Linked DNA regions of Mus musculus: region 2 is linked to region 1. Evidence: chromatin loops called from intact Hi-C (ENCODE). Cell type or tissue: gastrocnemius. All regions are shown on one strand. Links, peaks and the distances in the headings refer to the core of each region. The heading gives the core; the rest is flanking DNA. Region 1 has its middle 9.9 kb from the start of Gm39798. Region 2 overlaps Mrrf (mitochondrial ribosome recycling factor).

The links. Hi-C counts contacts between places; a loop is a spot of excess contacts. Peaks named below come from ENCODE experiments on the same cell type or tissue, not always from the same donor. Only the 100,000 strongest peaks of a DNase experiment are listed, where the experiment ranks them.
Region 2: it touches region 1 in a loop (2.4-fold over the local background); 5 of 42 quality-filtered maps call a loop at or near these places.

The regions. Positions count from the first base shown.
Region 1 is chr2:36,014,841-36,027,240 of GRCm38, reverse strand. No RefSeq gene overlaps it. Among named protein-coding and RNA genes, the nearest start is that of Gm39798, 9.9 kb to the left of the region's middle. In gastrocnemius, for the core only: a CTCF peak has its summit at 5,407; DNase peaks (open chromatin) are centred at 3,770, 5,152 and 5,443; H3K4me3 peaks cover 630 bases; H3K27ac peaks cover 2,596 bases.
Region 2 is chr2:36,137,083-36,149,482 of GRCm38, reverse strand. Mrrf (mitochondrial ribosome recycling factor) reads right to left here. Exons shown (of 7, transcript NM_026422.2): 2 at 7,826-8,037; 3 at 1,425-1,580. The coding sequence starts at 8,009. Among named protein-coding and RNA genes, the nearest start is that of Rbm18, 6.6 kb to the right of the region's middle. In gastrocnemius, for the core only: a CTCF peak has its summit at 7,102 (motif pointing right); no DNase peak of the experiment used is centred there; H3K27ac peaks cover 858 bases.

The DNA of each region.
Region 1 (12,400 bases), core at 1,518-9,517:
AGCTCACCAATTAGGCGAGCCAGCAGGACCCACAGATCATCGTGTCTTAGCTTCTCAGCAATGGGATCACAAGCACACGTCGCCAGGCCTGGGATGGTGGTGCATACACATTTAATCCCAGAACTCCGGAGGCAGAGGCAAGTGGATCTTGGTGAATTCAAGGCAAGCCTGGTCTACAGAGTGAGTTCCAGGACAGTGAGAGTCACGTAGCAGCCCTTGTCTCAAAAACTAAAACCTAAAACAAATAACCAAAAATCACAAAATAAACCATTTCCCTCATTGAAATTTTATGTGATTTTGTTGTTGTTTAGGGATGAGTTGGATAGAGCATTTATAGAAAGCCCTCTTCTCTCTCTCTCTCTCTGAGTGATTATATTTTTTATTGTATTTGTGTGTGTGTGACTGTATGTACAAGTGCCTGTAGGTGGTCATGGAGGCCAGAAGAGGGTGATAGATCCCTTTGGAGCTGGAGTTAAAGGCATGGATGAACTGCCTCAAATGTTGGAGCTGGGACTAAACTCAGCTCCTGTGACAGAGCAGCAAGTGCTTTTAAGTGCTGAGCCATCTCGCCAGTCCCTACTAGGAAGCGTTCAACCTTAAAAACCAACAGAAAAAAACCTTTTGGGAATCACCCCCTGCTTAAACTGCTTCTCACTGAGCCAAGCCGAATCAGCGAGATCCTTTGGCCCCTTGGGTTCTGCACGGTGAACCTGGGGGCTGACACTCTGCGGGTCAGGATGACTGTCATACAGGAGGGGGGTACGGCAGGTAGGAAAGCTAAAGGAGGTCCAGGCATAAGGAGCCAGAAAATCAGGTGTGCCATCAAAGATGTGTGCCATCAAAAAATGTGATATAGAGACATCCAGAAAGGCTACGGGCAAGAAGTTTGCAGAAGAGACTGTTTAACCAATGAGCATGCGAGATGTCTAACCAGTGATCAGAATGATGGCATTAAAGCCACATGGTCCATTTTATTTGTTCAGCAAAAGTATAAGAACCTGATGGTCTTAGGGTTTTACTGCTGCGAACAGACACCATGACCAAGGCAACTCTTATAAAGGACAACATTTAATTGGGGCTGGCTTAGCTTTTCAGAGGTTTAGTCCATTATCATCATGGCAGGAAGCATGGTGACATACAGGCAGACATGGTGCTAGAGAAGATGAGAGCTCTACACGTAGCGAGGAGAGACTATATATCACACTGGGTGAAGCTTGAGCATATATATGGCCTTAAAGCCCACTTTCACAGTGACACACTTCCTCCAACAAGGCCACACCTCCTGACAGTGCCACCCCTTATGGCAAGGCATTCAAATGCATGAGTCTCTTGGAGCCATACCTATTCAAACCACCACACTGATAATATCATGTATTGACCCTGATATGGCAGTCATAAATGATATATCAATGCACTGTATCCAGAAGGTGGATCTATCAAAATAACAAAGCAGGCATATAATTCCACACCTGTAAAGTGACTCTACAGAAACGCTGATGTACTATAAGGGTTTCAATGAAATAGTGTTTGTAGGAAATAGAGAGGGGAAGCAACTAAGCACCAACCCCCACTCTCCCCCAGCAGCAGAACAACTGGCTTGTGGTGGTTCTGCCCAACGCAATCCTGCACATCCAAAAAAGCTCTGGAGTGACTCTGTATTGACATGGGAGATACCTCTGGCATGTAGCTCTTATCTGTATTAATTACATGGTGATTATCTGTGCTGTTTGCCTCCCTTTCTTCGCTTGAGTTTCTTCTGTCAGGGGCTGTGTATATTTTACCTCTGACTTCATGGGAGTTGATGGAGCAGGGATGAGGAAGGACAGGGTGGGCAGGGGGCAAATAGAGAGGGATATGGCTCACCCAAGGCTGTGCAACTCTGAGTTTATTTAGAAAACACTGTCCAAATGGCAGTTCTTCTGGTGACTAATGAGATGGTTTTGTGTCCTCAGAGCCTTGAGAAAGATTTTTTGGAGGTTTTGTTGTCTCCCCTGCAGAACAGCATGACAATGGTGCTTTCTTTCTGGGTGGTTCTGTTAATTCAATAACATGGCCATGGTACACCACCTGGTTTCAAGCACACGTGTACAAATGCACCCTCACTGAGGTGACAGGTGCACCCCACAACAGGGTGAAGAAACCACCTAGCAGAGCAGCAGAGGGAAGACTCTCCCGGGGACAGGACACGGGGCTCATAGAACACGATGCTGCAGCCACAGGCCGCCTGAACAGCGGGCCCCCAATGTTGTGCTCCCTGTGAGTCAGTGCTGGGCTAATTGGCAGACAATGGCCTTAATGAAAACGCCATGTTTCTTGACAAAAGCACCCACCCAGCTCCCAAGCCTGGAGACAGCTTGAACCACTTGTGTAGCTCCCCTTCTTCTGGGGGGGATTCCAATCTGTTGTGGAACTGGGGACACAGACACTGTCAATTGATGGGTGTAGGCTCCGACTCACTGCAAGTTCAATGCCAGGAGAACTGGACTAGCTCTTGAAACAGCAGCGAGGGCCCAGAGAGGCCAATACATTCCCATTGTTTTACAGTGGTTAAGCCGAATGCATGGTGACAGACAGGGAAGGCTTGGACGAAGGGAAACCCTGGGAGCAAAGACCGGAGAGGGGGATTGTGGAGACACTGTGGAAAAAATAATAACAAAGTTTTGGTGATGTTCATGATTGCTGCCATTTGCTGGGTACCTACCTTTTGGCCAGGCACTGAGCCGTGTGGCTTACACATACTGAGCTGTGTCACTTACCCACATTGTCTATTTATTTCTCACAGGAACACCTAACATAATATTGTTACTGCCGTATTTTATAGGTAGACACACTGAAGCTCTAACGAATCACATCATTGTCCCAGGTTACATGCTATCATCAGTGCCAGGTCTCACCTGTTCTGCTTTCATTTCTGTTGCAGTTGGAACACCATGACAGAAACAATTTAGGAAAGGCTCTATTTCAGGTTATGATTCCACATGACAGTCTAGCATAGCCGTGGTGGCACAGTGGCAGGAGCTTGCATGACACCCACAGTCAAAAGCAGAGAGAAATGTCTGCATGCATGCTTGCTCGATGGACTCAGCTCAGTTTCTCCACTCTTACATGGTTTAGGGGATGCTGCTGCCCATAGTGGCACAAGTTACTTATAGGCAAACCTAGTGTAGACAAACCTCACGAAGACTTTTCCTCCAGGAGACTCTGGGTTGTATTGAGTCAACAAAATTAACCATCAATTTTGTTTGGTCCTTAAGCAATAAGTCTGATTCAGTCTTAAAATATAGCACACATAGCTGATCACATAGATACGATCAATAGCCTTGAAAAATGAGTTGACAATCCCATCATTTAAAGTAACTGGAATTTTCTGGATGACTACAAAAAGGCAAACTTCCAGAGCATCTGTTACCTGTGTCTAGGGTGTTAGCTGCTCTTGCTATCCTGTGTCTGTTCTCTGAAGGCCACACTAGTTCTGCTGGGTGAGAATGTGTCCCCCGATCTTCAGATTGAAAGCTGAGGCCCAAAGAAGTAAGGCACCCCATTCACAGGAATGCAGCCCAGTGGTGGCAGAGTGGGACATCAGACTCTAAGAGATAAGCATAAAGGATGGCCTGGCTAGGTCTCAGGAGGTGGGGAGGGATGGGGCAGAACCAAGTACAGAGCAGCAGCCCCTTCCTGGCTTCCTGACAGCACTATTGTTTGAAGCAGGGTTCTTGGACATCCAGGAAATGGGCGACATCACTCCCAACAAAGGAAAGGAAACTGCCTGAATGTTTCAGCTCCACCTCACAAGCTGGCCCTGAGGCTGGAGATGGGAGCCGGGCCAAGGCAGCTTGACCCTCCACTTGGCCAGGTCATGCAGCCCCCACCCTGTGTCTGCACTGCACTCTCGTCTCTCTGCCAACCAGTTTCAAACTCTTCCAGTCTTGACAACCAGGCTTTCCTGCCCTAGAAGCACCCACAAAGCTCCATCGATCCCCTTTTCTCTGAGAGCTGTGGCCCTGGGTTCAAATCCAGTCTCTGTCTCTTACTAGCTTATGCAACCTTGAGTAAAATCACTTTACCTCTCTGAATTTTTGTTTCCTTTCCCATGAAATATAGGCTGTAAAAGCTACTTGGCAGAGCTGTGGGGATTAACTGAGACACAAGAAACATAGTGGCATGTAGTTTCTTTTTTTCCAGACCTGGGCCAGAACTGGGGGTAAAGATGGAGAACCAGACACCAAAAAGTCCTGATTCAGAAATCCAAGGATTGTTGTTTATAGAACAGACATGAAGCAGGATTCATCACACAGATGCAGAGGTCTGGGCCTGGCACTTGTCACACTTGCAGGTCCCCATTGCCCAGATCTACAGCCACTGAGAGCTTGGCTAGGTCAGGCTCCTCTGGTCTAGAGCACCAGATATGGCCCAGGTGTCATCTTCCCTAGGACAAGGCAGGCTTCTGACTTGGGGGTCTTCCCACTGACCATCCTGAGATATGAGACCCCGCCCCAACTCTCTTGATCTAACCTAAAACCAGAGATTCAGGAAGTAGAAGGGAGGCTGGGTCACTTGTTGGCTGGTAGCACATGTTGTCCCTCATAGGCAACCTTTCTCATGATGGCCCTGTTAGCACCTCTCTGTTCATGCAGGACTAGTGGCCTTGGTCTTTTCCTCTATCTCTCTGACTCTAAATTCTTCTTCTAACAGACCGATACTGTAAACAAGGTAGGAAAACCATGAAGCCCTATGAAGGCAAGAGTTTGTTCTATACATTTCATTCCACAGAATATTAACTGAGAATGTGATACACAGAATGTCATGAGACTCTACAAAGAACCAGCAAGGAAGCATCGCGGGGGTGAGAGGATGAAGGTGTAGAGGAAGGGATCATCTCTTTGCAAGGCCTCACAAGGTGTAGGTGACTTATGGGGAACTAGAACTTCTGTCGCTACTTAAAAGTCCAGAGCAGTTTTCTCTCAAGTCCCAGCCCTGCAATGAGGAGTGAGGAGAGGAGGATCAGGCAGTGAAGGAGGGGGAGAGCTAAAAGGCTTCTCATATTCCCCCCGCATCCCCCTCCAGACTCCCCACCGTGGGGAACGAAATCTCCAGGAAGCTCAGCGGGTGTCCAGGTCCCAGCGCTGATTGCAGGAGATGGCACGAGGGCCCGACGGTTGCCATGGCGACTTCCTGAATCACAGAGCCAGTTCCCGCTGAGGCTCTGGGAAGTCAGATATACCTGGACAGCCCCTGAGGTCCACTAGGACTCTCCAAAAGGGAAAGACTCGTGGAAACGTGGCTTGCCTGCTCACAGAGTAGGCACACGGATTTGTGAGCCACAGTGGCTGCAGGTGTACAGCTGGGGCGCAGTTTTGGGGACACACGAATCTGAGCGCAAAGATCCCCGAACCACACAACGAACCCGTTAAGATGAGAACAAGCGAACGCAGGGTGGCGCTAGAGAACAGGCCAGGGAAGTGCTGAACGTGTGTGTGTGTGTGTGTGTGTGTGTGTGTGTGTGTGTGTGTGTGCGCGCGCGCGCGCGCGCGCATGCCAGAATCTGGTTTTGCATGCCCAGCTAAAGAACTTGGCCCTGAACCTAGAGTTACTGGAGATCCAAGGAGGGCTTTGAATCAGGGAGGTGGCCTGGCTAAACATGAGATCCCTCCAGCTGCCCACAAAGGATAAGTCAGGCAAGCCTGAAGGCAGGGGACCAGTGTAAATGGTGGTCTTCAGCCTGGTTCAGCCTTGTTCCTATTAGTGTTTCCCCTTCTAACACAGGTCATTTGCTGCTGCGTTTGCTAGTGTCTTGTCTCTTCTCTTTTAGGATGTTAGCTCAGAAGATCAGAGTCGATGTCTTCTTTCAGAAGACACTTACTAAGCTCCAAGAAGACACCTGGATGTCAGTGCCTACTAGATATTTCCTGGGCGAATGAATGGCACCTGGGGGAAGGTAGTGAATGAAAGAGAGAAGAGAAGAGATGCAGCGAAGTGTAATGCACAGAAAATGATTGGCTGGACTAAGGTGGAGGCCTCATTCAGATGGGAGATGGGTACCCGAGGTCTCCAAGGACTACTGAGCTGATGGTCTTGGACCCACTCAGAGGAGAGGTCAAATGTCCTTGCAAGACAGAAGTGGAGGGCTGGAGAGGGCAACTGAGGCAGAGAGCATGGCTTATTTATTACTGGGCCTGAGTGCATTGGGAGAGACACAAAGGACGACTTTAAGTGAACATCTGGGACTTTCCCTGACCCTTCTGCAGCAGAGGTCTGTAGCGTCTTCCAATAGAATACAGAACAGGGGGGGCTGGCTCAGTGGATAAGAGCACTGACTGCTCTTCCGAAGGTCCTGAGTTCAAATACCAACAACCACATGGTGGCTCACAACCATCCATAATGAGATCTAATACCCTTTCTGGTGCATCTGAAGTCAGCTACAGTGTACTTACGTATAATAATAAATATATCTTTGGGCTGGAGAGAGCAGGGCAAAGGTCCTGAGTTCAATTCCCAGCAACCACATGATGGCTCCCAAACATCTGTACAGCTACAGTGTATTCATATACATAAAATAAATAAATAAATCTTAAAAAAAAAGAACATAGAACAGGCCTCAAGGGCAAGCAGTGTGTTGCTTACATATTCTAGGAAGAAATAGGAAGGGCTAAGGATGTAGTTCATTGCTGTAGCATTAATACGGTTTTCCCTGTAAACAGCACTAGAGAGAGAGAGAGAGAGAGAGAGAGAGAGAAGGAGAGAGAGAGAGAACAGCAGGGCAGTGTTGGCACACATTTTTAATCCCAGCACTTGGAAGACAGAGACAGGTGGATTTCTGAGTTCGAGGCCAGCCTGGTCTACAGAGTGAGTTCCAGGCCAGCCAGGGTTACACAGAAAAACCCTGTCTCAAACAAAACAAAACAAAACAAAACAAAACAAAAGTTAAAAAAAGAATACAGAGTCAGATAATGCAAGGTTAGTAACATATTTTACATCATCCCCCAGGCCACATGATCACCTCAACAGGTTATCAGTGGAGTCATCCCAAAGCTATTTCACCTCCTTCCTTTGGGTTACAAAATCGTATGTGTGCTGTGCAGCACATCTCAGGAACACCAGCTTGTCTAGGGATAGGGAGGTGGAGAGGACACAGATCCAATGGCCCTTCAAGCCCTGCCCCTGCCCTCTGCCTTTTTTTTTTTTTTTTTTTTTTGGTTCAGTCCTCATCTGTCTGCTTGTGTGATAGATTTCTATCGAACCTTTACTATGTACAAGGTGCTGAGATAGGTTCTAGGGCTATAATAATAAACAAGGATTTGTTTGTTATTTATGTGTGTGTGTGGTGTGTGTGGTGTGTGTGGTGTGTGTGTGTACATGTGTAGTGTGTGTAGTATGTGTATATGTGCGGTGTGTGTGTGTGCATGTGTAGTGTGTGTAGTATGTGTATATATGTGGTGTGTGTATGTGTGTATGTGTGCATGTGTAGTGTGTGTGTGGTGTGTATGTATGTGGTGGTGTGTATGGTATGTTTGTGTGTATAGTGTGTGTGGGGTGTAGTGTATGTATGTATGTGTGGTGTGTGTGTATGTGGTTTGTGTGTGTGGTATTGTGTGTGGTTTGTGTGTGTGTGGTATGTGTGTGTGTGTGTGCATGTGTAGTGTGTGTGTGTGTGGTGTGCATGTGTAGTGTGTGTGTGCATGTTTGGTGTGGTACACAAGTCTGCATGTGCAGGTGCTATCAGATACTCCATTGCTCTCTTCCTTATTACTGTCTTTATTAATTTAGTTCTTAACAACTTCATACACATACAAAATTGCAATCTGGCTACTCTCCCGAATGCATACATCTCTGCACCCCCACCCCACCTTCCTCCTGTTCATTTCCAAGGTTCATGGCTTTTGGTTTTGCTTTATGACTAGTTTAGATTAACCAGGGCCACCTGTGTGGCCACGGAATCGAAACCATTTACGGGAGCCTGGTGGGATCACTAATGGGCACACAGCTGAAAGCAATGGCTGCCACTGTTATTCGACGCGTTCTCACGACCGGCCAGGAAGAACACCACAGACCAGAATCTTCTGCGGCAAAGCTTTATTCTTACATCTTCAGGAAAAGAGAGCAAGAAGCAAGAGAGAGAGAAAACGAAACCCCGTCCCTATTTTAGGAGAATTCTCCTTCGCCTCGGACGTGTCACTCCCTGATTGGCTGCAGCCCATCGGCCGAGTTGACGTCACGGGGAAGGCAGAGCACAAGTAGTCATAAGATACCCTTGGCACATGCGCAGATTATTTGTTTACCACTTAGAACACAGGATGTCAGCGCCATCTTGTAACGGCGAATGTGGGGGCGGCTCCCAACATCTCCCCCTATCCTTTTAATAAGAGCAAATAGGCCACCCATATTAATGAGAGTGGAGATAGAGGTCAAATCCCCAGTGTGTAGGTAAAGGAGCCATGTACAGGATTAGCTCTTAGGCTTACAGGCTTTTACCCAGAGCAACCCTGACCTGCTCCCGTGTCGTTTTGCCTGGGGGAAGGGAACTAGGACACTGAACCTTCATGAAAGATGACATGTCTCCCTAGAATAGGCTCATATATGCCGCAGAGCCTTTCCATTGCAGTGCTTAGCCTTGCAACTCTCTCGGGCTGCTGAAGCACACTCACTCTATCCCGTGCAATGAGTCTAGCCTCATGGGATATAAGAGCTGAGTGGCCAGCGACCTATTGCCTAAGCATAGATATATCAGGGGAAGCTCCATGTTCTAGTCCTGCAAGCGCCTGGGCAATAACCACCTTGTCTCTCCTAGTTTGGGCCTTAAGCTTACAGACCAATCAAAGAAGCAACACTAATCCACAGCAAAGTGTATCTCCAAATAATATTAATCCCACCCATTTTTTAAAGAAAGAAAATGCTGAGGAGATCCAATTGGGTAATCCTTTGGTCAGGGACAGGTCCAAGCGCGTGGAGTTGACCTGAAGTCTCAATTCCCGAAGGATCTGTTCAAATTCAGCCATCCAATTCTGTAACATATACTGAAAAAGACTTTTTGACAAATTAGCTGTCCTAGTAAATTTAACATACTGAATGGAAATAACACACAATCCCGGAAACTTTTGTTCACATCCCTGCTGAGTTATTTGTCATAATACATCTAGTTGTATCTGGACAAGATCTATGAGTTGATTAACCAGCATGAGACCTCCCTGTATCTTGACATTAGCTGAGGCCTGTTCATCTATGACTGTAGTCACTGAGGCTGACAAAGTGTTAATGGTGTCAGTTGTCTGGACCTGTCCAGACAGAGCCAAGGCTGTCTGAATTAAGGCCAAACCCAGTTCCCAGTTAGTGGTAAAAAAGCAGGAGAATACTTGAGCATTATACATCACCGTCATTGGGAGTGGAAATGTCGACATTATCCCCCAACGCTGCTCTCTCTTTATTATTGACGCCCTGGACATCACCAAGACGAGGGACATTAGTATTCCCTTGGTCAGTCTGGATTTTTCGGGTGAGTCTTTCTGGTACCCAAAATGGGTTGTCTTCATTCTGTGGGAAAACACAGATAGCTCCCCTGGATCTTATCAAAATAGGATCCGGGCCATACCATTTATTATCAAGGACATTTTTCCATTTAACCATCTCATTGGGCCTATCTGGCTCTGAACAATGACGTTCAGCCGCAGTATGGCCATGAACATCAATATTTAAAAAATTGAGTGTAAAGAGTGCCATAGACACCGACACTCTTGGTGCTCGGGGTACAGTCTCCTCAAAAGTTCCCCTCTTCTGTTTTATAAGATAGGTTTTGAGGGTGCGATGCGCACGCTCAACAATACCCTGTCCTTGAGGGTTGTATGGAAGTCCAGTCAGGTGGGTTACGTCCATCTGACGGCAGAACTGTTGGAATTTTTGAGACGTATAAGCTGGTCCATTATCAGTCTTAAGGAGTCTGGGTTTCCCCCAAGCACTCCATGCCTCAAGGCAATGTTGAATCACATGTGAGGCTTTTTCTCCGGTTAACGGAGAGGCAAACATGATGCCAGAACATGTGTCAATGGACACATGGAGATATTGAAGTTTTCCAAAGGAAGAAACATGTGTAACATCCATTTGCCAGACCTGTAGAGGTCGAATACCGCGTGGGTTAATTCCCACATGAGGAACTGGCAAGAACTCACAGCAGCTTTGACATTGAGTAACAATGTCACGGGCTTCTTTTCTTGTCAAGGAGAAACGACTGCGTAATGTTTCAGCCGTCACATGAAAATTGTTATGAAAGTTTCTTGCAGCCTCTACCGGGGATGATAGGGCAGCAGCCACCACTTTAGTGGCCTTATCTGCCAAATCATTTCCCAGAGCCATGGGGCCAGGTAGGCCTGAATGGGCTCTAACATGAGTAATATAAACAGGAGATCTTCTAGATAACAAAACTAATTGTATCTGCTGAAAAATATTGGCAACTCTACTGGAAGGCTTAATCACTCCAGCCACTTCTAAAAGATTTACTGCATTTACCACATAACAGGAATCTGACACAATATTAAGGGGTTCTAAAAAGGTTTTTAAAACTTCTAAGACCACTAAACATTCTACCACTTGCGGTGAATTTTCATTATATTGTTTGGATACCACTTTACCATTAGCCACATAGGCACCTATGCCAGTTTTTGATCCATCAGTATATACCACAATCCCATTTTTAAGTGGGTTTCTTACTGTTATTTGTGGAAACACAACAGATTGATTTTGGGCAAACTGTAAGATTGGATGTTTTGGATAATGGTTATCTATTTTTCCTGAAAAGGAGGTAACTAAAACTGCCCAATCATTAGATGTGGCTGCCAAGGTTTGAACCTGTGCAGCGGTATAAGGTACAATTAAAAGATATGGACTTTGCCCAAAGTGGGTGATTGCTGCTTTTAGGCCTTTAAGGGCAAGCTGTGCAATTGCATCAGGATACCAATCTATTATTTTAGCTGGGGATACGTTTGGATGGATCCACAACAATGGCCCATTCTGCCACAAAACTGCAGTTGGCAATTGTGCTGTCTTAAAGACACACAAACTGAAAGGCTGCGAATCCTCAATACGTTGTAATTGTGCATTCTGTAAGGCCTTTTCCACTTTTTGTAAGGCCTGGTTAGCAGCTAGAGTAAGAGTCCTAGGGGAGGAGATATGAGGATCTCCTTCTAAAATACTAAACAAAGGCCTTAACTCAGCGGAAGGAATCTTTAAAAAAGGTCTGAGCCAATTAATATCTCCCAACAGCTTTTGAAAATCATTTAAGGTATGGAGGTGATCTCTTCTTATCTAAACATGTAAATATTGATTTCTCTCAAAGGAGGAAATATGCGTGACATCCATCTGTCAGACCTGTAATGGCCTGACGCCACGAGGGTTTACCCCTACGTGAGTAGATAAAATTTGACAACAATCTAAAGGCATTATTAAGTAATCAGAATCACTTTCAGTAGAACCAATCCCTCTGGCAGCTCAAGGAATACCAGAAGAAGAAAAAACAGCCATGTAGGCTTGGCAAAATTATTATTAGTTGAGCTATTCTGTCCCTTTGTGATATAGAAAAGACAACTTGAGGACAAGAACAGAGAACCTGAAGTTCCCCTTTACAATTCTGATCTACAACTCCAGGGTAGACAATAAGACCTTGTAGGCTGCAAGAGCCTGCCTCTGTCATTATTGTCCAGTGGCTTCACCTGCTCGGGAGAGCGCCTTCCAGGCCCTAATAGCCTTTTCATTTGATTCAGAACTACTAAAAACTGGCTCCTTGAGCTCATCTAGTGATGAGTATAGGCTCCTTCTCTTAGAAGCCTCCGCTGATTGATCTTTTTTCTTTTCTTTTTCCTTCTCCTTCCTTCTAATCTCTCCCCAGGTATTCTTACCTGACCTAAACTTTTCCTCAGGTTCAAGACCCTTGGAAAGGCCTGTATACTTATTTTGTGAACCATATTTTCTCTTTGCTCCTACTCTCTCTCCCCGCTTTACTTCTGATAGATTGTCCTGAATTTCATCTAGAATTTTTAGCCCTGCCTTAATCACTTGATAACATGTGAAAAGGAACAAAAGGGCTCCTAACACCAGAAAAAATTCAAGGCCAAACATATTCCACTTTACTTCTGATAGACTGTCTTGAATTTCGTTAGAAAGTTCAAGATCGGGCTTACCTCGTAAAGCTGTACTCACTGGTACTCTCGTTCCCCAGCTGAAAAGTTCTGAATTCATACAGTTGAATCCTTCTTAACAGTCTGCTTTACGGGAACCTTTATTACCGCGACCCGCAGTTCTGGTTCTGGAATGAGGGATCTTCCTTGCGCCAGTCCCGAGTTTTTTCTCGTCCCGGATTTCGGCACCAATTGTTATTAGACGCGTTCTCACGACCGGCCAGGAAGAACACCACAGACCA
Region 2 (12,400 bases), core at 2,380-10,379, 120 kb before region 1:
GGGAGGTCTGCTACAGATAGGTCTTAGCTCAGCTTTCCGGACGGACTGTAAGAGCCTTGCCACAGAAGTCACCTCATGAGCACGTCTGTGCAGTTGTGGTGGTTCCTATCCCCTCAATCCATATCGACATAATGCATCAAATCCTTTCCCCTCAATCTGTCCCCAGTGAGAATCTCCCTCAAGCTCACTCCTGCCCCTCATTTTCTCAGAGGTTAACATTTAACAAATTACCCTCCCACCCTCTTTCTGAGCCCATCATCTTTTTAAGTTCAACAAGAGTGGAACTGGCTGGCTCATTTTAAGTATCACGTTTCTCCCGGGGCTTCTCTCAAGCTGTTCTCTGGTTTCGGCTGCAGAATGTTAACAGGCCAGAAAGCACAGGGGAGACAGAGCACTTTATCAGTTTCATACCTAAAATAATAAGCAAGCTTAAAATAAACAGTTGGGAGAGATTGAATGGCACGCTGTACTGTCAGCAGAGGCAGAAACACCCCAGCACAAAGGTTAACAAATGCCAGGAACTGCCTTCTAGTCTCCCGCCAGATCGCATCTCTGAACTCAACATGGTTCTGATCATTTTTATAATGAACTGAGGACTTTTCACAAACAAGTTCATGAAATATCTTCTATTTTCTTTACAAACTTCCCCAATCAAAACATGAATGAGAGAGGCTGAAGTTCCCGTAGATACCTTGGTGGGGGGGGGGGGGGGGTCCCAGGCTTAACTATAGGATGATGACAATTTGCAAAAGGCCAATTTAACAGCAATTGGATTTTTCCTGCCCACTTGTACCATTAGCTGACAACCCACTTCTCCATCACATCTGCAAACAGTTCTCCTAGACAGTTCTGACATTTCCCACTTAGGAAAGCCACTTTCAGGAAGCTATTAACCTAAACGGAATCTTCCTGGTCAAGCTCTTGGGTACAAAAGGGCCTCAGGTGGGCATGTCTGTAGAATTCAGTTTTCAGTTCAGGCTAAGAACTACCAAATAGGACAAACTGGGGAAAAAGGAGACTAAGGACATCGAACTATGAGCCTAGATACCTTATTTGCTTATAATATCCCCAACTATAAAAGAACACATCTTTTTGAGAGTGTAGTTCCATAAGAGCACCAATCGTGACAAGTTTTCTCAGCACTGTGCTAATTTTCTGTGGGCCAAGCATAGTACTACCCCACAGGACACAGCTGCTTAATGGACACATCCAGCACTACCCCCGAGCCATGAGACACACTAACTCACTTACATTCTACTGCCCCAAAGCCACACAGCAGGAACTAGACAAGGGAAGTCCTCCGTTAAGGAAAAGTAACTGCTCACAAACGGCAGTTAGTCAGGCGGACGCTGGGGCTGACTCGGTGGCACAGCCTTGTTCTTTCCCACTGTAACGCTCCCGGAAACTCAGGTTCAGCCACTAACCTGGTGCAGTCCTTATGTTGAGAGTCTTATTGAAATTATCCTTAAGTGCTTCCACCACAGATTTCATGTCTTCATCCACCTCTTCCAAGCTGATGATATCCTCGACCAAGGCTCTATTAACGGTCACCCTGGCCTGGGGCTGTCCTTTCCCTTTAGCTAAAAAGTGAACAGCCAGTGAATAACAGAATGGAAGCATAACACAAATAACAAACATTGGCAGTTTCAAAGGTGCCTGCTGTGCACAGGCACACTGTCAAGGGCTAGACTTTTATAAAAATCATCTCTGCCCTGCACAGGAGCTCTTATGTACTGGGTATCAGCTAGCTCCCACATCCGTGCTAAATCCTTGGACATTAGCAAGGGCACAGGCTTTACAATTAGACATTCTGGGTTTAACCAACTGCAGCACACTGGCTCTATGACATTGGGCAAGCCACTCTATCTTCGTAAAAGAAGACTAATAAAGTCTGTTATAAAGCTGCTACAGGAAGACAAATGAAGTTACTTACACACCCAAAAGAGTAGACATATACCGAGGAGTCGAGAAGTAAATCAATACCTTATTGTTTAGAAAAACAGAAGACAAGAAAGGAAGGTAAAGTAACTTGCCTAAGGTCACAGGTCAGGAAATGATCAAGTCAAGATTTGGTCCCAGATCTGTCTAATTTTAAGCCCATGAACTTTTCATAAGACCATCTCCACAAATCTAATGGAGAGAAAGGAAATGCATTAATTCAGTTTCAATCATACTAAGACAAGGTTAGGCTCAGCACTATGGCTGATCTGGACAAAATGAACTGCAGAGACATTAAATACTACCCACCAGAGCACACTGACGAATAGCTTAGAAAATCAACAGTGCTGGAGGGCGGATGGAATCTGATTTCATGTCTAAACGTCAGGCAGGGGTTTTTCACATACATTCTGTAATTAATGTGCACGTGGCACAAATACTCTTGTATTTCTACATAGGGGTGGGAAAGGATCAGAAAGATGAAAATACCTAAATAGTATCTGTGTAATAAAGACTATGATGCTAATACTAGACATTTAACAAAACATTAAAATTCATTCAGCAATTTTTATTATCTACAGCTAGCTTGACTGTGCTGTGTTCCACATCCTAATTTGTAATGCAACTTCAAATACTCTCTTCCATTTGACACTCAAGATAGTTCTCTGAGTAGGAAAATACAAACTCTGGGATGTAAGGCATTTAAATATTTGTCCAAAGTAACCAATGAACAAGCAGCAGAGCGACTTTTCTTCTAAAGGTCTGTTCAAGTCACTATCCTGCTTGAAGCCCCCACTGCTTTGGAGTAAAAAGGGTAAGGGCTTATTATTTTTGGAACTGATAAAAAATGTCAGTTCAAAAACACTCATTACAAGCAGAACAATAGAAGCTAATCCATATCTGGACAGATTGTGAATAAAGAAAACCAAAGACATACAGACCACTCTAAAAGCTGAAGAGAAAAGACAGATTTATCCATAAGGGATCAAAATTACATGTTGAATGAAGAGGCCAGATTTAAAAATACATACTACAGTTTTAAAAAAATGCCATATATTAGAATAGATCCTGAGTAGTATATAACAAACAGACCCAATCTGTGACAGCAGACATGAGTAATTTAGTACCCATAGGAGACACAGGAAAAGACACTCACTAGATGTGGGTGGAAAGGGACTTCTGATGTGGGAGAGTGTTCTACCACTGAGCTACAGCCCCAGCCTCTGGTTTATGAGACACTGTCTTGCTAGGTTGGTGGGTTAGTCTGTCTGCCTGTCTGTTTTTCTGTCTGCTTCAGCCTCCTGAGGACTAAGATTATAGGCATGGGTCCCCACACACTAGTTCTTGATTGCAGGGTAAGGGGAGTCTTGGTTATACTGGTGACTTCAGTTTGTGAAAATTAGCAAGTTGTAGTTTTATTTCTATGAAAATGCTAAAAAAAAAAAAAGTTAAGGGTAACTAGCCAAGTAAAGACAGATGATTATATACACATAGTTTGCAAATCAGCAGAGATGAAAAAGGAATAAAGAAACCTGATTAACTTAATAGAAAGGAAAAAAAAGGAAAGAAAACCACAAAAAAGTACAAAACAAAATTAAAATGTAAATACTCAACAAATAAGATAAACAAAAATGAATCAAAATGACTAGCCAAGAGCTCAAGGCTCTCAGTAAGACTTTAATTTAACCATTCAGAATATACAAGAAACTTTATAAATATATGAAATTACAGGTTTAATGGATAGAAAAAAATTTATAAACCTGAAAAATATTAATGAAGTCAGTTTTATTATATTAATAGCAAGTAAAATATTTTAAGACAATGCATTATTAGAAATTAGGACTTCTTCAAAATAGTATCAGAAGAAGGCATGTAATAATTCAGGGTGTAAAGTATACATATACATATAAGGTAGCCGCAAAATGGAAAAGGGGACCTGTTCATTCTATACCCCTGCCAGGAGATTTGAACACATTGTTCTTGGTAACTGCTATGCAGAGCAAATAAAAAGTTAAGTCCATAGAAAATGTGATCCTAAGCATAAACTAGCCTCAATGCCATCACTCAGAAAGCTACCATATCTGTGAATTCAAGGCCAGTTTGGCCTGCACAGTGAGTTCCAGGCCAGCCAGAGTTACTTGTTGAGACCTTGTCTCAAGAAAAAGTAAGTAGAAAACACAAAAATAGTATTTATCAAAAAAGTAAGAGACTCACAACATTAAAAATGACTTAAAAGCTTGTAGCATTGATAACCTTCTGGCAGAATGATGATATGAAAGATGTAAACACATGCTAAGAAAAAGAGAACATATAAGATTTATCAAAACAGTAAAAACTTTCATCTTCAGAGGCTATTAGGCATAATTCTAGACCAAAAGCTTTGAACACAGAAAAAAAAAAATCGAACACAGAAAATATAAGCAGTCTCATAATTATTAAAGAGACTGCATCTATAGTTTCAAGTCTATATATGCATACCAGATCCAGATGAATTTACAGGCAGGTTCTACTACCAATGAGGCAAGGAACTTCCTATTACAAGAGAGATGTACTCATCTTACACCATGAGGCTAATGTAAACAACAGCAAGACCTAAAAGGACAGTGACAGAGCTCAGTATGTGGAAGTACATTCAGGCTAGTCTTATATATGCAAACACAGACTAAATAGCCTAATACTTAATCCTATATACAAGCTTGATAAATCCAGCAATGAATACACAGATTATGTACCAAGCAAAATATATACAAATTATTATCAAGAACAAGTAGGGGTCTTATTAAAAAATAAAAACTGGTTTAACACCAGAAAAGCTATTGATGTGGGGTTATTCTAGTAGTAGATCAAAAGCAGGGGAATGTAGGGGATTTGGCACAGAGAAGACATGCTTAGCACACACCAGGTCCTAAGTTCAATCCTCAGTACTACAAAAATTAAAGGTGAGGGGGTTAAAACCATCTCAATAAACATGATGTATCATTTGATTAGAATTTAATGCCTTTTTTTTAAAGTTTAAGAATTAGATATATTTGTTTTAAAAAGGTTATGAAAAATATAACATTCTTTATGCCCATATATAAGAAGTGTTTTATCTAAAGTCAGGAATAAATGAGGGATGTCCATTATCACCAATGGCACTTAAACTAGACTAGAGTTCCTAGGCAATGCAGTGGAGGAACGTAAAGAGAGAATGAGGGATTTATGTGCATACATACTCACCAAAACACATGTACAAGAATGTTTATATTTTAATAACACTGTTAGTTTAACTCCAATCTGAAAGACACCCAAATGCCACTACAGGACAGATACACAAACTGAAACAGCATATTCAGGACACTATAAAATCAAAGTGTCTACAGCTGTTGCAGGTACAACAGGCAAATATCTCACAAGAAATCTGCTACCTCACAAAGCCAGACAAAGAGTTCAAAAAGGACAAAAGAAATCTATGGTGGTAAGGACAATACTTGGGGAAGCTTCTAGAGTACAAGTAATATTTTCTGCTTTTCTTTTCCATTTTTAGAACTTTTGTTTCTGCCTTTTGGGGGGGGGGGTGTTGTTATTTTGTGGTTGCTGTTTTGAGACACTGTCACTATGTAACTGTGGCTGGCCTAAAATTTGCTAATATAGTAAACCTCCTGTCTCTGACTCCCAAGTGCCAGGATTACAGGCATGTGATACCATGGCACGCCAGACTTTATTTCTTCTCATTTTACTTTACTATTTTATGTATATAAGTGTCTGTCTGCATGTATGTCTGGGCACCACATGTGTGCCTGGTGCCCAGGGAAGCCAGACGAGGGTGTTGGATCCTCTAGAATTGTAGTTACAGTACTGAGCCACCATGTGGGTGCTAGGAATCAAACTCCGGTCCTCTGAGTTAGCCAATGCTCTTAACTGCTAAACTATCTTGCCAGTCTCCCTACATTTTATTTCTTGATCTGGGAGATGGATGTATGATTGTGCACAGCTTCTAAAAATCCACTGAGCCAATCATTCAATAATGTAGGTATGTGCTTTTCTGTACCTTATGCCTAAAAATAAATTATGAGCATATCATTAAGTGATACAGTAATGATATCGTTTTCTAGAAAATGTTGGTTCACATAGAAGCTTCACTTAGAAGAGGAAAAAGACAAGACAAAAATGTGTGTCATAAGTGAAGATCCGAAGCACAGCATGAAAGGCTTTGTGGCTGAGTATGGAAGTGAGGACGATTTGGTGCAGAAACAAGGCAGTTCAACAGAAACCATATACATAAGGAAATGTGGCATACAACATACAAGTTCACACCAATTAGATAACAAAGTGCTGGCCACACCGCTTACAGCCCATGTGGAAAAGAAACATGAACTGAGCTTTAGTTTGTTTCCTTGAGAAAAAAAAAATCTCACTCTACAAACCAGGGTGGCATAGAGATTCACTATTCAGCCCAGGACCATCTTGAGCTAGAAGTAATCCTCCTGCCTCAGCCTCTCCAGCACTGGGATTAAAGGTGTGAGCCACCACAGCCAGCTTAACAGTTAAAATTATTAATTCATATCACATTTAGAAATAAATTCCCTTGGGATAGAAAAGAGTTCTTGAAAAAGATACAAAAAGTACAAAGAAGAGAACCGAAAACGACTATAGTGAAAGACATTCCTTGTAGCACAAACACTAGGGACAGTATCCCCACTGTAGAAAGACTCCAGTAAATTTAAGAGACTGTCAGCAGCCAGAGGAAAGATGCTGCTTGCAGGCCACACTGGGCATCTACAAGACTGTGATACCAAGGCCTAGAAGCCCCAGGTTCCCTGTGCTTCCTCTATCTGGATGAGTCCACGGGCAACTGTACCTCAGCTTCTGTATTTGCTACACGTTAAAATCTGTATTCATTAATCATAAGGGTTTCTACACTGCAAAATTACCACTATTTTCAACGGATAATGGTAAGGATTGGAGTAGAAAATTTAAACAATAACATACAAATCAAACACTAACTAAACAGAAGATAAATCTTGGAAGCACTACTTTTCCTTCATCGAAGTGCCAATCCTCTTTTCAACAAAAAGCAGATCTGAATCTGTGTTGAACAAAAAAGAAAGTTGGGGTCTGTGTGTGGGGAGGGGTGGTAATAGCCAGCAGCATATTTTTCTAGTGCCATCCTCAAGGGGGCTCCCTGATACACCACTGCAAACAGCAGGCCTGCCTCATCATTTCCTGTCACTCATTCATCCCACAAAGGTTCTGAAAACACAGTTTATATACAGCCCTGGAGAGTGCTAAACAACAACAAAAGAAACTGATCTTCATCAGATCCAATAGGGCAGACAGGTAACAAACAATAATCAATTTTACAACTGATAGATGAGTTACTACAGTTCTAAGTGTGTCAAAGAAAAATAAGAGTGTACATGAGTGCATGTAACAGGGGACCTGACCCAGTCTCAGGCCAAGGAAGGCATCCTGGAGGAAGTGGCATTTAAGCTCAGACCTGCAGAACATCAAAATCTCATTCTTAATGACATAAACCATTAAGATCATCCATCTAACCCATGGCTTTAATGCCCGTTCACCCAAAACCCTTCTGGCTTTAATTATACCCCCAATCTGAGTCTTCCTAAAAGACGAGAGTATGCTGATCCCTGCCACAAGGCCACCAATTCGCTTGGTACTTTTACCTCTAGTTCTGCATCTAAATGAAATAAGTTAGGCATTTTCTGAGTCACTAACAAGAATAAATGAGGTATAAAGGTAACAAAATAAGTCCTAAGTTCTAACACAGCTAGTCTATGAACGTCTGAGTATCATTTACTTACATGGAAAGGAAAGAAACTCAGTATACCTCTGAGATCTCTGCTAAACATGAGAAAGGGATGAGATGGGAAAGGAGACCATCTACCTTTGGCTTTCTTGGTTGCAAAATGGCGAACTGGTACTGCTGGGTAGGCTGAGTACTGCCTATGGCCATGTTGTCTTCCACTCACTGTCTTCATGGAAACTTCTGAAACAGGTCTGGTCAAAGCAGCATGGTAACTGCGAAAAGCAGGGTGCAGCAGGCGAAAGCATCTTATTCCCGAGGCCATGACGGAAGAGAATCCTCAGAAGCAGCCACTACAAAGAACAAGACAAAAAGATCTCAGTAAGTGGTAGTGCACGCCTTTAATCCCAGCACTCGGGAGGCAAAGGCAAGGGGATCTCTGGGTTTGAGGCCAGCCTGGTCTACAAAGAGAGTTCCAGGACAGTCAGGGCCACACAGAGAAACCCTCTCTCAAAAGTGGGAGGGGGGCTTCAGTAAAAGAAAAGCCACAGCAACTTACAAGATGAATTTATGCCAACTGCCAAGCAACTCCTCAAACTAAGCCACGACCTTGGCATTGTGCATGCATTAATCCCCAACCTTCCTCCCAGCATCCCCAGGGAAGAATGACTAGCCTCATTTTACAGGATGGAGAGACTGAGGCTCAGAGTCTTAAGTGACCCACCCCGTCTGTACAGTTCTTCCAGTGCGTCTAAATGCCTGCTCAGCAAATGTGCAGCAGCCTAAATCTGTAATGACGCTAATTAAGCCCTTATATGAGCAAAAGCACAAAATCTTGATAAAGCTTAAGAGGAAAGGCCGAGTACTAGAAGGGAGTTTAAGTAAGAAAAACATTTTAATAGGCATAAAATGACTATAAAACGTACATGGCGGCATTAAATTCAAATTTTCTTTGGTTCCTTATGCACTGATTACCAATTAGAATGCACTTTAATTTGAGTCTGAAGCATGAGTGAGGACTGAGGTCTTTCACGGTCTAGAACTGGGAAATGCCACCACCATCCACTGAATTAGCACAACTTATACAGACTTCTGAAGTCTTAGACCATACAAAGATGCTCTTCCTCCCTGAGACAGAACACAGTCCTAGCCAACAGTACAACACTGAGAGCTTCTGCCAAGAATCTGGCTATTAGCTAAAAATTAAGAACAATTAGTATCAAGTGTCTGGAAGCACTGTCTTTGAAAATCACATCTCATTAAAAATCAACTGCTAAAATGTTGGTGCAGCATAATGGAGTAAACAAGAGCAGGCATTCTACAGCAGGAACCCAATTCCAGATCTACCACTAACAGATCCCCCCCCCCAGCAATCAGTGCATCTTCATTTTCTCTTCTGTAAAATGGGACTGGTACTTACTTCTTCAAGTTGGGAATGATGAGGCTAGGCAGGTAAAACACTTGGCTTGGTAACTACTATATGACAGGGACACACAAAGGAATGCGTACTGATAGCTATCAGCTTTCCTTAGGGTCAGATATGAGGAAGACACTTGCACAGATGTCAGGACTGAGGTACAAAGTGGCCTAGATTCAGACATGAATATTAATTTCTGCCTGGGGCAATTCATCTTTTCTCTCTCAGTGAGCAAGATGAGCCTCATTTAAAAATGAAATAGTGAGTACATGTAAACCATACACATAACTGTGAAACAGCAGCATGGTACCTGGAATATGCCAGCTGTTCAAGACGCGTGACCACTATTACCACTGTGACTTCTTTTTAATGAAAAGATGAGCAATGCCATGTGTGGTGAGGCCTGCCTACAATCCTAGCAGTTAGGAGGTAAGGCAGGGAGGGGGAAGAGGAGGGTTCAAGGTCAGGCTCACTTATACAGCAAACTAGAGGCTAGCTTAAGCTAGATGAGATCCTGTCTTAAAAAACAAGCCAAAGAGAAAAAAATAACATGAATAATACAAAGGCAAACAATTTTTCTTGATGGAATTTTTGACAGCAAGTTATGCTGCATATCTGCAATCAGCCTGTGTGGGCTCTACAAACACAGGCCTGGGCTGCTTGCTTTACTCCTATCAATAATGTCACAGATAAAACATTACAGTCTCCACTTTGTACGTGTTAAAACTGAGGCTCAGAGATTAAGTATCCAAGATATGTAATAGTCAAATACTATTAAGAACTGTTCACAAAAGTTTAGCTCTGTGTGACACTTCTAAATCTAAGTTTCTACCTAATATAGCCAATGTCCAACTCACATTTATACCCAAATATGGGTATATAATAATGTTTAGTGTTTTTTTTTAATTGACAGGGTCTCAATCTGGCTGCAGTGTGCATGACAGGTTTCCTGGAGTTCCTGTTGTGGGCCATAATACCAATCCACAAAGCAACAGGAAACTAAAATGGGTTAGAAATAAACAACCTTTGACAGAAAATGTAGTACCAAAAAGCAGACCCAATCCAAGTGAACCGGAAGACAACTCTATAAATAACCACATTGCTGGAATGCTTGAGGCATACATTTCACTGCACAGAAGCCAGGAAATTTCACAGTGGAGTTCAATAAAGCAGTCCTTTGGGTCTTTAACCTTAGGAACACGAACAGTCAGGTCAGCATACATGAAGCACTAAAACTAAAGAAGAAACTTAGGAGAGTTCTAGTATGTTCCAATAACTAACCCACTCACAAGAGAATCCGTTTCTCCTCTTACTGCATGTGACCTTGAGGAGGTCAGTCCTTCTCAGCAACAACTTCCACCACATCTTTTTTTTTTCATTTTAAATAATGAATATTTTAATAATGCTTTTTATAGACTCTTTTAACAGTTTCATACATTTATGAACCTATATCCTGGCTTATCTACTGCTCCAGCAACTCCTTCCAACCACTGTGTATTGATATACAACATACATTTTTTTATTTTCTTTTTTCTCTCTCTCTTTTTTTTTTTTTTTTTTTTTTGGTTTGACAAGACAACGTTTCTCTGTGTAGTCTTGGCCATCCTGGAACTCAGTCTATAACCAGGCTGGCTTTGAACTCAGATAATCCGCTTGCCTCTGCCTCCTGAGTGCTGGGATTAAAGGCGTGCGCCACCCGCATCCCTAGTCCCTGCTTGGAATGTTCTCCCTTTATCTCTTTACCATCCATTCTTCTTTATCATCATTCTGTCAGAGCACAGGGTCATTGGCCAGCTCTTCCAACTAAACTGGTCACATTTCCTGAAATGCAGCTTTCATGCCAATACTTCATCACAGCACATAATTTTTAACAATAAAAGTAAATATGTATAATTACTTGATCCTTATCTAAATATCTCCATATGACTGCTGGCACTTCACAACAGCTCTAGTACACGAATCTACCTACTAACCTACTTGTCTATTACTGTACCCTGTACTTAGTATAGTACAAAAATAAAGACATCATACAAATGTGCTAAGTATGATAATGGACTTCCACAAAGATTAAATCCTTGCCAAATGTCAAAATGCTGGCACCAGAGTTGGAATCTACACCTCTGATGGCTGGTCCTGGGTTCTATTTCTCAACACTGCTTCCGTTATCCCCTGGATTTCCAGTTCTCTGCTTGGAACATGGTGTGCTTCTTTACAAACTCAGTACCATGTAAAGAAAGGTATTTGGAATACCTGACTCAATACAACATCCAAATGTCCTTGGCACACGCCAAAGGAGGAATAGTGGACAAAGACTTCACGTAAAGACTAGGACACCTGGATTCCAATGTACCCGCCTCATCAACCCTATCACATGCAACTTTGGAATTCACAACCACTTACATTCAAAGAGCATGGATCACAGCTCTACCCCAGATGAGAACTATAGCAAATAATTTCTCCTAATTTGGTTTTGTATCCTCGGCCATTCACTGAAGGAATCAAATCAAGTTTCCTGGCTTTCCAACTATGGGTTCTCTAAGATTCTGGGAATTTCAATGGAATGTGGTCAAAAGAGAAAGCACTGTGGATCCGATCCACCATCTGTGGTGAAACCACCCCGAGCATGCAGACCTTACAAGAGGAAGAGACGAAGACCCTTATGGAAGGTCTCAGTAAAGGTTGAATCCTCGGACACTATAGAAAATGTTAAGGCCAAGATCCAGGATAAGGAAGGAATTCCTTCTCTCAGCAGAGGCTGATCTTTGCTGGCAAGCAGCTGAAAGATGGCCATACTTTGACTGTAACATTCAAAAGGTGTGCTGAGACTTCATGGTGGTCCTGAGAAAAGGATAAAGGGTTATAGCACTGCCAAGAAGAATAAGAATAAGAAGGTTAAGTTGGCTGTGCTGAAATACTATAAAGTGGATGAAAATGTCCTCCTGATCAACATGGGGCTAGAGTGTTCATGGCTAGTTACCTTGACAGACATTACTGTGGTGAGTGTTGCCTGCCTTACTGCTTCAACAATCCAGAAGACAAGTAGTTGTGTGTGAGTTAATAAAAACACAGGAATGAGAAGGAAAAAAAAAAAAAAAAGCACCAAACTTTGAGATGGCCTAGGCAACTGTCCTGCTTCTAGTGCTTCCTAAGTATGTGATCTTAATCTGTAAAATGTGCCAGAGTCACGGGAATGATGAAGCACCATCGAAATGACAACTGTTTGCCCACTGGTCAGCAGAATGATGATTTTAAAAGCCCCAGGCATTCGACTCAGGCCTGGGTGGAATTCAAACTTCATC